Regions from separate parts of the Homo sapiens genome. Here region 2 is linked to region 1. The links are chromatin loops, found by intact Hi-C in ENCODE. Cell type or tissue: endothelial cell of umbilical vein. All regions are shown on one strand. Links, peaks and the distances in the headings refer to the core of each region. The heading gives the core; the rest is flanking DNA.

Evidence for each region. Hi-C counts contacts between places; a loop is a spot of excess contacts. Peaks named below come from ENCODE experiments on the same cell type or tissue, not always from the same donor. Only the 100,000 strongest peaks of a DNase experiment are listed, where the experiment ranks them.
Region 2: a loop joins it to region 1, with 18 times the contacts of the local background. A loop is called at or near these places in 97 of 110 quality-filtered maps.

Annotation. Positions count from the first base shown.
Region 1 is chr3:63,816,814-63,820,813 of GRCh38, reverse strand. C3orf49 (chromosome 3 open reading frame 49) reads right to left here and starts at 1,515. Exons shown (of 7, transcript NM_001355236.2): 1 at 1,218-1,515. The coding sequence starts at 1,342. RefSeq lists a silencer at 2,049-2,168. In endothelial cell of umbilical vein, for the core only: a CTCF peak has its summit at 2,064 (motif pointing right); a DNase peak (open chromatin) is centred at 2,103.
Region 2 is chr3:63,349,826-63,355,849 of GRCh38, reverse strand. All of the region lies in intron 2 of SYNPR (synaptoporin), which reads right to left. Among named protein-coding and RNA genes, the nearest start is that of SYNPR, 75 kb to the right of the region's middle. In endothelial cell of umbilical vein, for the core only: a CTCF peak has its summit at 4,492 (motif pointing left); a DNase peak (open chromatin) is centred at 4,499.

The DNA.
Region 1 (4,000 bases), core at 1-4,000:
AGTTATTATAATGATTTTCTGGCAGATGGCAGTAAAATGTCCTGAGGAGGGAGCACCATTTCCTAATTCACCCAGAGATAACTTATGGGTAGGATTAATCTCCCGTAGACCCCTCTGAGACTCCTTTAATAATAATTTAATTTTTAAGTGATTCTACTACTATAAACATGTACACACATACACATACTGTGACACAGAACAATGCAAATACAGTTTCAGGAGATTCAGGAATTTTGAAGACCACCCATGTTAAAAGCCCAGTTCTAAGTGGTCTCAGAATCTCTAGAAGGTGTTTCCCATTCCCATCCTCCCCACTCTCATCCCCAATCTATCTAGAACATAATTAACAAAGGTGATTTAGCTCCAGAGCCTAGGAACACACTGCTGCAATTTCTGATATGAGCAGAACCCTCCCCTTCTTAAGTTTTTAAATATTTTTGTGTTGGTACTGAATTTATTTGGTTGTATTGCTTCCCCCGGAGTGCCTACTTTTCATTGAAAGTGGAAATCTCTGCAGTATTTTATTTTGTCCATGGAAGTTCACAAGCTTGGTCTTTGATGCTTCCAGGACTCATTAAAACACCTCACTTCTACATGTCTGAACTATAGCCCATGGACCTGGTAAGAGAGAAGCCCAAAGAAATTGGAAAATAAATCACCACACTGACTTTCCAAATTAAAATATATTATATTTTGGATGTTTCATACCTGTCTATATGGTTTTGTCATTGGCAAAAAAATAGCAAGTCTAAGGCAGTTTTAACGTTACATTAAACAATGTGTCCATAGTGAAATGTGATTAGTACATATTTCAGCAGCCCAAATTGCTGGGATAGGAGAAAGAAAGCACTGATCGTGGACCTATTTCGAAGAATGCACTAATGACTTTTCAAAATAATAGTATTTTCACGGGATGTGAGATGTCCAAAATTCTGATGCTGAAATATCAACATAGGATCAGAACTTATTTTAGTCTCCTATGCCACATTGAAACTTAATTTCGAGTGGAAAGGAAAGGTTTTCCCTGTTACAATTAAGATGTTTCTGATCATAAAATGAAGCTTACATTGTCACACTAGATTTCTTGATCCAACGCAGTACCCTCCCCGCCAATCCATCCAGAGTCCTCATTCCTAAATGCAATGCTTAAAAGGACATGCCACTATGCCAAACCCAAAGACTCTCATTTGACAGAAAAGGAAATGAATCTCTGTTACCTTTCTATCCCCTTCCTTTTGAATGAGCCATTTTTCTTCTTGAGTTGCTGGAATCTTCGGCACTGTCCAACTTTTCTGTAGGCAATCTTAAAGGGTTCTGGTAGATACAGCTGAGGTTGGGCCATTGCTCTCAACTTCACCTGTAGTAGCCGTTTTGGATTGTTTTAGTTCTTGAACTTACAGACTTCAATACAAAATCATCCAGTGACTGAATGTACTGTCAAGGTGTGGGCTATTCGGAATAAAATATGTAGGAAATTTTTAGAGTCTTTCCCTTATTCCCTTCCAGGTGTTAGAGACATTATTTGTGGGACTGGCCCTGTTTACAACTTCACAGAGGTCACCAGTGATGTATTTGACAGAGCTGTGTGAAATTCCATGGACCTTTGTGGAACACTTCACAGATTCTTGAACAAGGCAAATACAGAAATGATGATCTGATTGCCTCAATGCTGGCATTTGGATAGAAAAAAAAAATCAAACAACAACAACAACAACAAAAAACACCCACACACTAATTGACCACCACATTCAGAAGTGCGTATTTGAACTCTGAAGTGGTAGGGACCTATAGGAATACCAACGATACGCTGATTAACACAAGTTGAGCTTCTGTTAGATCTCTCAGTTACAGCTGGTGAATGTTCTCTGTGTCCTGTGGGACACATATGACAAGGCCAGTTGTTGTTTGGACATCTCAAAATGTACCCCAAGGGTGGTTTTCATTACATCTTGGAATTTTGCAGTGGTCTCTCAAAGTACATTGCTAAATTGAGGACCTGATCCACCCCTCCCTTCCAACATTGCCCCATTTATTTCGTGGTGAAGAGCGAATTCTGCCTGTGATGGAACTTCTCACCACAAGGTGGCAGCAGACACTAGGATTTATTCCTGTTACCCTCTCGCGGTTTGAGTTGTTCAGTCAAATAACTAGATGCTTAACAAGAAAAACTCCTCTAGAAAGGTTCTGGGAGTTACAAGAATTACTCTGCTTTCTGTGTTTGCATTAATCAATAATCTGGAGCATACTTCTCAAGCTTTCAAGTGCACACAAACTTCCTGGAGGTCTTTTTAAGATGCAGATTTCGATACAGTACATCTGGGCTGGGATCCAAGAATTTGCACTCCTAACAAACCCGCAGGTGACGCTGATGATGCCAGACTGCACTTGGAGTAGTGAGGGTCTTGTATGTTTCAGTACTGGGGAAAAGAGCTTTAAAATGGTCTAGAATGAAGTGTATAATGTTAAGGGGCTAAGAGAGTGGATTTGGGAATTATGCATGAGTTCTCATTTCTAGCTTAGCTATGTGACCTTGGCCAATTCATTTTAACCCACCCATGCTTGTTTTCTCATCCCTAAAGTGGGACAACTCATAGTGCCCAAGCCATAGTTTTATGGCAAAATTCAAGTGAAATAGAAATTCCGCTTCAGCAGGGAATGAGACCCAGGAATCCATATTCTAGGAGAGTGGGTGCAGATGTTCCTCTGTCCCTTATTTGAGAAACGCTGAAGTAGAGCATATCTAATATGCCTTGGCCAAATGGACATATGCTCCTCCCTGGTCTGTTTTTCCTCATCTGTTGGCATCCTCAGAGCACAATAAATAATAGGTGCTTGAATAAATGAATACATGAATATTTTCTTTAGCAACAGGGCAATATTTTTCATGCAATTATTGGCACTCCTGCCTTAATTCTGTTGTATTTCATCAATTATCTAGATGAATGAGATGAATTTTATGCTAGGAAAGACAGCTGTTTTTTATTTGTGCATGGGTGTCTATGTACATGTCTCTGTGTGTGCATGTCTGCATGTATGTGTGTATGTAATAGGCTGAAACACTTGCTGCTGTGGCATCTGTGACAAAACTTGTAGGTTCCCAAAGGAGTCCTGAAGCAGATGACAGAACTAGAAGGAGTGGGAAGGGGGTGGGGAAAGAGTTAGAGTATAGAGAGACATCAATTTTGAGCTGTGTCTGGATTTACATTCTAGATCTACCCCTTCCAAGCTTATGGGTCCTTGGGCGGGTAACGAAAACCTCTTTGGACCTTCATTTTCTCGTTCGTAAAACAGGAGTAATAACTGCTACCTCCCAAGCTTCTTTGAGTCATTCAGTTATTTAACAAATATTTGAATGCCTAGTGGTTCCCAGGCACCACCCTAGACACCACCCTAGACACCAGGGATACTGCAGTGAACAACATACACAAAATCTCTGAACTCATATAACTTAATATGCTGTGGGAGATGCAGGTAACAAGGAAATGAACATTTTAATTTCAGCTGGTAGTAAATGTTATGAAAAAAGTAAAAGAGGATGATGGGATAGAGTGACTGAGGATGAGGAGTGACTTTAGATGGAGCGTTAGGAAAGCCTGTCCAATGAGGTCATTGGTCCTGAATGCTGAACGGGGAAAAGAGCCAATCGTGTGAAAATTTGTGTGACCCAGGCAGATGAAACAGCATGTGCCAAAGCCCGGAGGTGGAAGAAGCCCAGTGTCTTTGAAAATGTGGAAGAAAGCGGTCAGGTGCGATGGCTCACGCCTGTAATCCCAGCACTTTGGGAGGCCGAGGTGGGTGGATCACGAGAGCAGGAGATCGAGAACATCCTGCCTAACGTGGTGAAACCCCCATCTCTACTAAAAATACAAAAAAATTAGCCGGGCGTGGTAACGGGTGCCTGTAGTCCCAGCTACTCAGGAGGTTGAGGCAGGAGAATGGCGTGAACACGGGAGGCAGAGCTTGCAGTGAGCCGAGATCGCGCCACTGCACTCCAGCCTGG
Region 2 (6,024 bases), core at 2,025-6,024, 470 kb after region 1:
GGAACTGATAAGTTATTTTCCAGCTCAGACATGGTGGATGAGTCAAAGTTAACTAGGTGGAGAGCAAAGGGGAGAGGGAGAGGGAGGCCCAGGCACTGGCAAAGGCTGTGTGGCAGAGAAGGGGGCTGAGCACTGGCTGGGGGGGCCAGAGTACTGAAGCACTGGGAGGTGACGGAGAATGGGAGGGCATGGAGGATGAAAACGAAAGCAGGGACCGGTGCATCAGAAGTTATAGGGAAGATTCAGAACCTTTAAGATTTCTGAAAGTGGTAGGAGTCATTTGGGATTTCATGCAGGTGAATAGTATGTTCAAAATTGCATTTTCAAAGGATAACTCTGGCTGGTGAGTGTGAAATGTGAAGTAGGACCATGAGGACGTGGAACAATCAGTGGGAAAGCCATTACCAATGGCACTTACCCTAGCTCTGGAAATCTGAATGACCTGGAAGTTGGGGTGTTGGGTCCTTCAGTAGCCTCTAGTAGATGCTGGTCTTAATCTCACTGCAGCAGACTCTGATGTCAAACATTGGGTGAAATCGAATCAATTGCCCTGGGACTTTTTTTTTTTTTTTTGACAGGGTCTCACTCTGTCACCCAGGCTGGAGTGCAGTGGCATGATCTTGGCTCACCGCAACCTCCACCTCCAAGGCTGAAGCCATTCTCTGCCCTCAGCCTCCTGAATAGCTGGGACTACAGGTGTGTGCCACCATGCCCGGCTAATTTTTGTATTTTTAGTAGAGACGGGGTTTTACCATGTTGGCCAGGCTGGTTTTGAACTCCTGACATCAAATGATCCACCTGCCTTGGCCTCCCAAAGTGCTGGGATTATAGGCATGAGCCACCATTCCTGGCCTGCTCTGGGACTTTAGGTAAGATACTCTTCATTTGTTGAACTTCTGTTTCTTTATTTGCAAAAGGCAAAGCATACGTACTCCCCAGCTTTGCTACAAAGATCAAATTAGATAATACATGTGAAAGTGCTCAACAAATTCTGATAGTGGTTACTATAAAGATGCATGTCAGTAGCTCATAAAGCAGGCTCTATTCTGCCTGAAGATGCAAATGATCATTTCTGCAGTATTTTCTACACTCAGAAGACATTTGAACAAGAATAATGATGAAAAGCAAGAGTTGATATAGTATTTACTATGTCAGGCGTCTTTGTAAGAACACAACATACATTAATATATTTAATTCTCAAAATAACCCTCTGTTACATGCACACTTCACTTCTCCCTTTATCTACTCCCTTTGCCTTGTGAGTTTGAAGTTCTTCCTACTAAGGGATCCAAGGATACTTCTCATGTGCTTCCACTTGCCCTTGTTATGTCTTTGCCATCACCATGAGAAGAGCATCTTTACTAGTCTGTTGGTTCAAAGAGGACAAGGGACTTGCAAAGCAAACTCTAACCTGCAGTTAGGTTTGACATTCATGATGAATTATAAAGGCTTTGCCCACACAGCCCTAAAGTGGAGGTTTGGAAATTAGCCAGCAGTTGGATCATGATGTGGACGGATCCACTGGATGATTCAGGAAAGCAAACCCTTACCCTGCAGTTAGGGTTTGCTTTACAGAGCCAGCCCAGCAAAGCTCAGAGTGGTCCACTGAAATCCCAGTTGCCCCTTATTTATGCAAGCAATAGCAAATGATCATTGTTTTGATGTTCTGAATTTTAAGGTGGCTTGTTATGCAGCATTTTGTGGTAATCACTAATGAATGTACTCTATAAGACAGTTATTATTATTAATGCTCATGTTATTTGTGAGGAAACTCAAGCATAGAGAGGTTCTTCAGCAACTTGTTTAAGTTCTCTGGCAGCTTAATAAGTGTCAGAGCTGGGATATGAACCCAGACAGCCAGATTTCAGAATCTGTGTTTCTCCCTTTCATACATACAGCCTCCTAAGGAAACCAAGTCCTTCACATTTAAAGCATTAGTTGATCCAAAAGCAACACAAAGCTTGAAGTGCAAATAAATGAAAAACAAGTATCTGACAGCACTATATTTTTGTGCATTAAAATTCACACAAAAATTGGATATCATCTCACAAAGAAAATGTCTGTGCATGGAATCTTATCATATCATCACTCCTAACATTAAGAAGCCTGCTTCATTTGCCTAGCTGGAGGTGTTAACAGCTGAAAACGATGTAAAACTTAAGTTTTATAAGTGGAGGGGACAGTTTGCTTAAAGTGGCACTTGCAAGAGGAGGATCGGAATCATCAGTGAGTCAGGCAGGACTGTGACTGCCTAGGACCTGAATCATCCGACTGATCTGTCCACATCACGATTCAACTACTGGCTAATTCCCGAATCTCCACTTTAGGGCTGTGTGGACAAAGCCTTTTTAATTCATCATGAATGCCCCAAAAGCCCAGAATGTGATGCTTAAAACATAGTAGGTGTCAAGCCAAAGTCAGAGTTTCCAATTTAGCAGGTGGCCTGTGGCATCACTCATTCTAGGCAGCTTCACTAGATCCCCCTCCCTGTGGAAGAAGATAAATAAGGGAGATCCATCCCATTCCTAGGAAAGACATTGTAATTACTGTGGGCTGATAGCAACCCCTTACTCCTCTGAATTCCTGTAACACTCTATTTGTGTTTTTCTTACAAAATTATCCTCTCCTGTTTATCAGTGTATCACCAGTGCCTTGCACACTGCCTGGCACTTGGCAGATGCCAAGCAACTCTGTGTTAATGAATGAGCAAGTAGTCTGTACTGAGAGACAAAGAACCTGGAATGGAGTTGCTCTCCAGATTGCAGTGTCTTGTAAAGATTCTCCACCATCTTTACATAATATATACAATTATTATTTGTCAATTAAAATAAAGTTAAAAAGACAAAGTGATATGGTTTAGCTCTGTCCCCACTCAAATCTCATGTTGAATTATGGCTCCCATAATTCCCACATGTCATGGGAGGGACCCGGTGGGAGGTAATTGAATCATGGGGGCAGGTCTTTCCGGTGCTGTTCTCATGATAGTGAATAAGTCTTAGGAGATATGATGGTTTAACAAAGGGGAGCTCCCCTACACATGCTTTCTTGTCTGCCACCATGCAAGACATCCCTTTGTTCTTCCTTTGTCTTCCCCCGTGATTGTGAAGCCTCTTCAGCCATGTGGAACTGTGAGTCAATTAAACCTCTTTCCTTTATAGATTACCCAGTCTCGGGTATTTATTTATTAGCAGCATGAAATGGACTAATACATAAAGGATTCTCCATTGTTTCTGCAAACCTAGGTGCCTGAAGTATATTTGGGTCTTGTTCATCAATGTCCCCTTTTTTCTATTTGCTTCCCAGTTGCCTTTTAACAAATTCTCTGTTTACATCAGTTAGCTGGAACTGAATTCTGTTGCTTGTAGACATAGAACCTTAACAGATAAATAAGTGTTTTCCCAAGAGGTGATCTGTGGACTACTTGCATCTGAACCATCGAGCTTTATGATACTGATCCACAGTCCTCACTATAGGCCTCTAAATCAGATTTTCCAGCCGAATCTGCCGGTTTGAAAAGCTCCTCAGGAGATTCTTTTATTCACTTCGAGAACTGGGTGAGAGGATTTTCAAGAATCCTTCCCACATTAAAATTCTAAAATTGTACAGGAAAAAAAAAGAACAGCTCCTTGCAAGCCTTCAAGTCTTGATGATCAACTCCTGCTCACCTCTTTGGCCGCATTTCCTATCCCTCTCCCCTCAGTGCACACCACACCCCAGCTTTACTGGCATTCTCTCTGTTTCCACCCCAGGACCTTTGGACTTACTGTCCTCTCAGCCTGGCACTCCCTCCAAGGTCTTCACAGGGCTGGCTTCTTCCTTTCCTTCAGGTCGGCTCCCCAGAGAGCAGGTTTCATATTTTCCATCCCACATTGCCCCACAGCACCCATGCTGCCGATCCTAGCATCTTAGCAGTTCTCACTGTATGAGTCGATTATCATTCATTCTTTAGCAGTTCTCAGTATCTGAGTCAATTATCATTCATTCTTTCACTACTTCTTTTATCTCTCCCCCACTTAGAACTTCTTAAGTTCCAGGACAGGAAGAATGGGCTTTATCTTGTCACCACTCCATCCCCGTTGCCTGGAACTTTACTTGTGACATAGCAGGCAGGTTCTTAGCAAATATTATTCAGTAAATGAAATCTATAAATCTTAGATAATCTTTGAACGTTATCCTACATATGCTATTACTATAAAAGCAGTCTGAGAGTAATAAAACCAAATGTCACATTTACCTTCAGGAATTTGTCATCTCAGATAACATTCCTCAGTGTTATCACCCACTGCTCCCAAATTTGATCTCTATTGCCTGAAAAACTAAAAAGAGCTACTGTTTTAATTTCAATTTCCTTGTCTAAGGAAAACCTGGCCTAAATTTTCTTAAAGCAACAAAGAACCAAGAATCTTTGCTTCTTGGAAACGGGAAAGCGAGCTAGAATGATTCCCTACTAGGGTGCACTCACACTTGATTTGAAAAGCACACGTACCCTCTACTGGAAGTATGCAGTATTGCAACTTGAACTCAAACTGTCAAACACATTAAGCAGGGAATGTCAAATGTCCTGTTACCCCTGAAACTGGATGAAGTAAGCAGAGGAAAAGAGCAACACAACAACAAATAAATGAGCAGTACTTATGGTGCTTATCTGTTCTGAGGGTTAAATCGGCCAAGATCAATTGGGCGGATCACTCAGAATTCTGGCTTCTGAGATGTTCAGTGCATTTCCTCCTGTAAAACCAACGAAGATCAGGGACAACTGTTCACTTTAGGACAGTCTACTACGTAAATAGGACTAACTAGAGAAAAAAAATGCAAGAAAGCATAATGTCTGATAAGGGGCACACAGTCAAGAGAGTGAGGATATGACCTAAATGGAACCCAACTGAGGGTCAGATTCCTCATTGGTAAAACAAGGAAAGGATTTAGAATAAGTAACCATAAAGGAGCTGCACCTTGAACAGAGGTCGAGAAGTCACTAACTGATGGGCTCGGGGGCCAATTCAAGCTATAGACATGATTTGGCCCAACTATTAATTGGGAGGGACAAGGGTTCTCCAGTTTGCTACAGCATGTTTGTCTGTCTCCCCTGCACATACATGTATATTTCTGATTGTGGTGTCCATAGCAAGTGCAAGTGTCATTTCCATTTAGCACACTGCTGATTTTCTAACAGCCAGCCTGCTTTATGCACTCATTTTATTTGCCTGTTCCCTGCAGGCATTTGACTTACACTTTTGCCTAGTCCCTTTGGCTGTTTTGCATAATAGTGCAGTGTCTCTTCTCTTCACTGCAAAGTGCATGTGTGCATATGCACGCACACACACACTACACACACATACACAGGCATACACACACAGCTTTAGCAATATGGCTTTTCTTTCTCCTCCTATCACGATATAGTCTGAAGTCCCACTTGCAAAAAAAATATGAAGAAGACAGAGCTGTTCATCACTTGATCTCAATCCCCAGCACAGGGCTTGTAGCAGGTCCAATGAGAGTGAGATGTTGGTGTCTGGCAGCTGCCTGGGTCTCTATGAGTCATCTTTTCTATAAAGGCTGTATATATAGGGAATAGTCTCCCCTATAGAGTTAATAATTGTGTTTGTATGTGTGTGTGTGTGTGTGTGTGTGTGTGTAGAATAATATTAACCTCTACCTGTTTTCCCTTCCCCTTAATATTTGAAAATACTGTGTATAATTATAAGTGTGAAAATGTGTTCCTATTACTAAGATTCCTTTCCTAAAATGTCGTAGATGAGACAGTATAATGTAAGATCATGATATGTTAGCTCTTCTTATCAGTTAGCTTTAGTTTAAAGAGACTGCAAAAGACCTGCATTTTAGAAATACAATGCCAGGATATTAAGAAAAGTTATATTTAAATTTTGATTACCTTAAATGTACATGGACAACTCAGTGGATTACCTTATTTTTTGCATTTGCCTTTGTTAAAAAGACAAAAATAAAAGAAAGCAAATGAAACCAAAAGACAAGAATCAAAATTAAGTTCAAAACGGCAGTCTG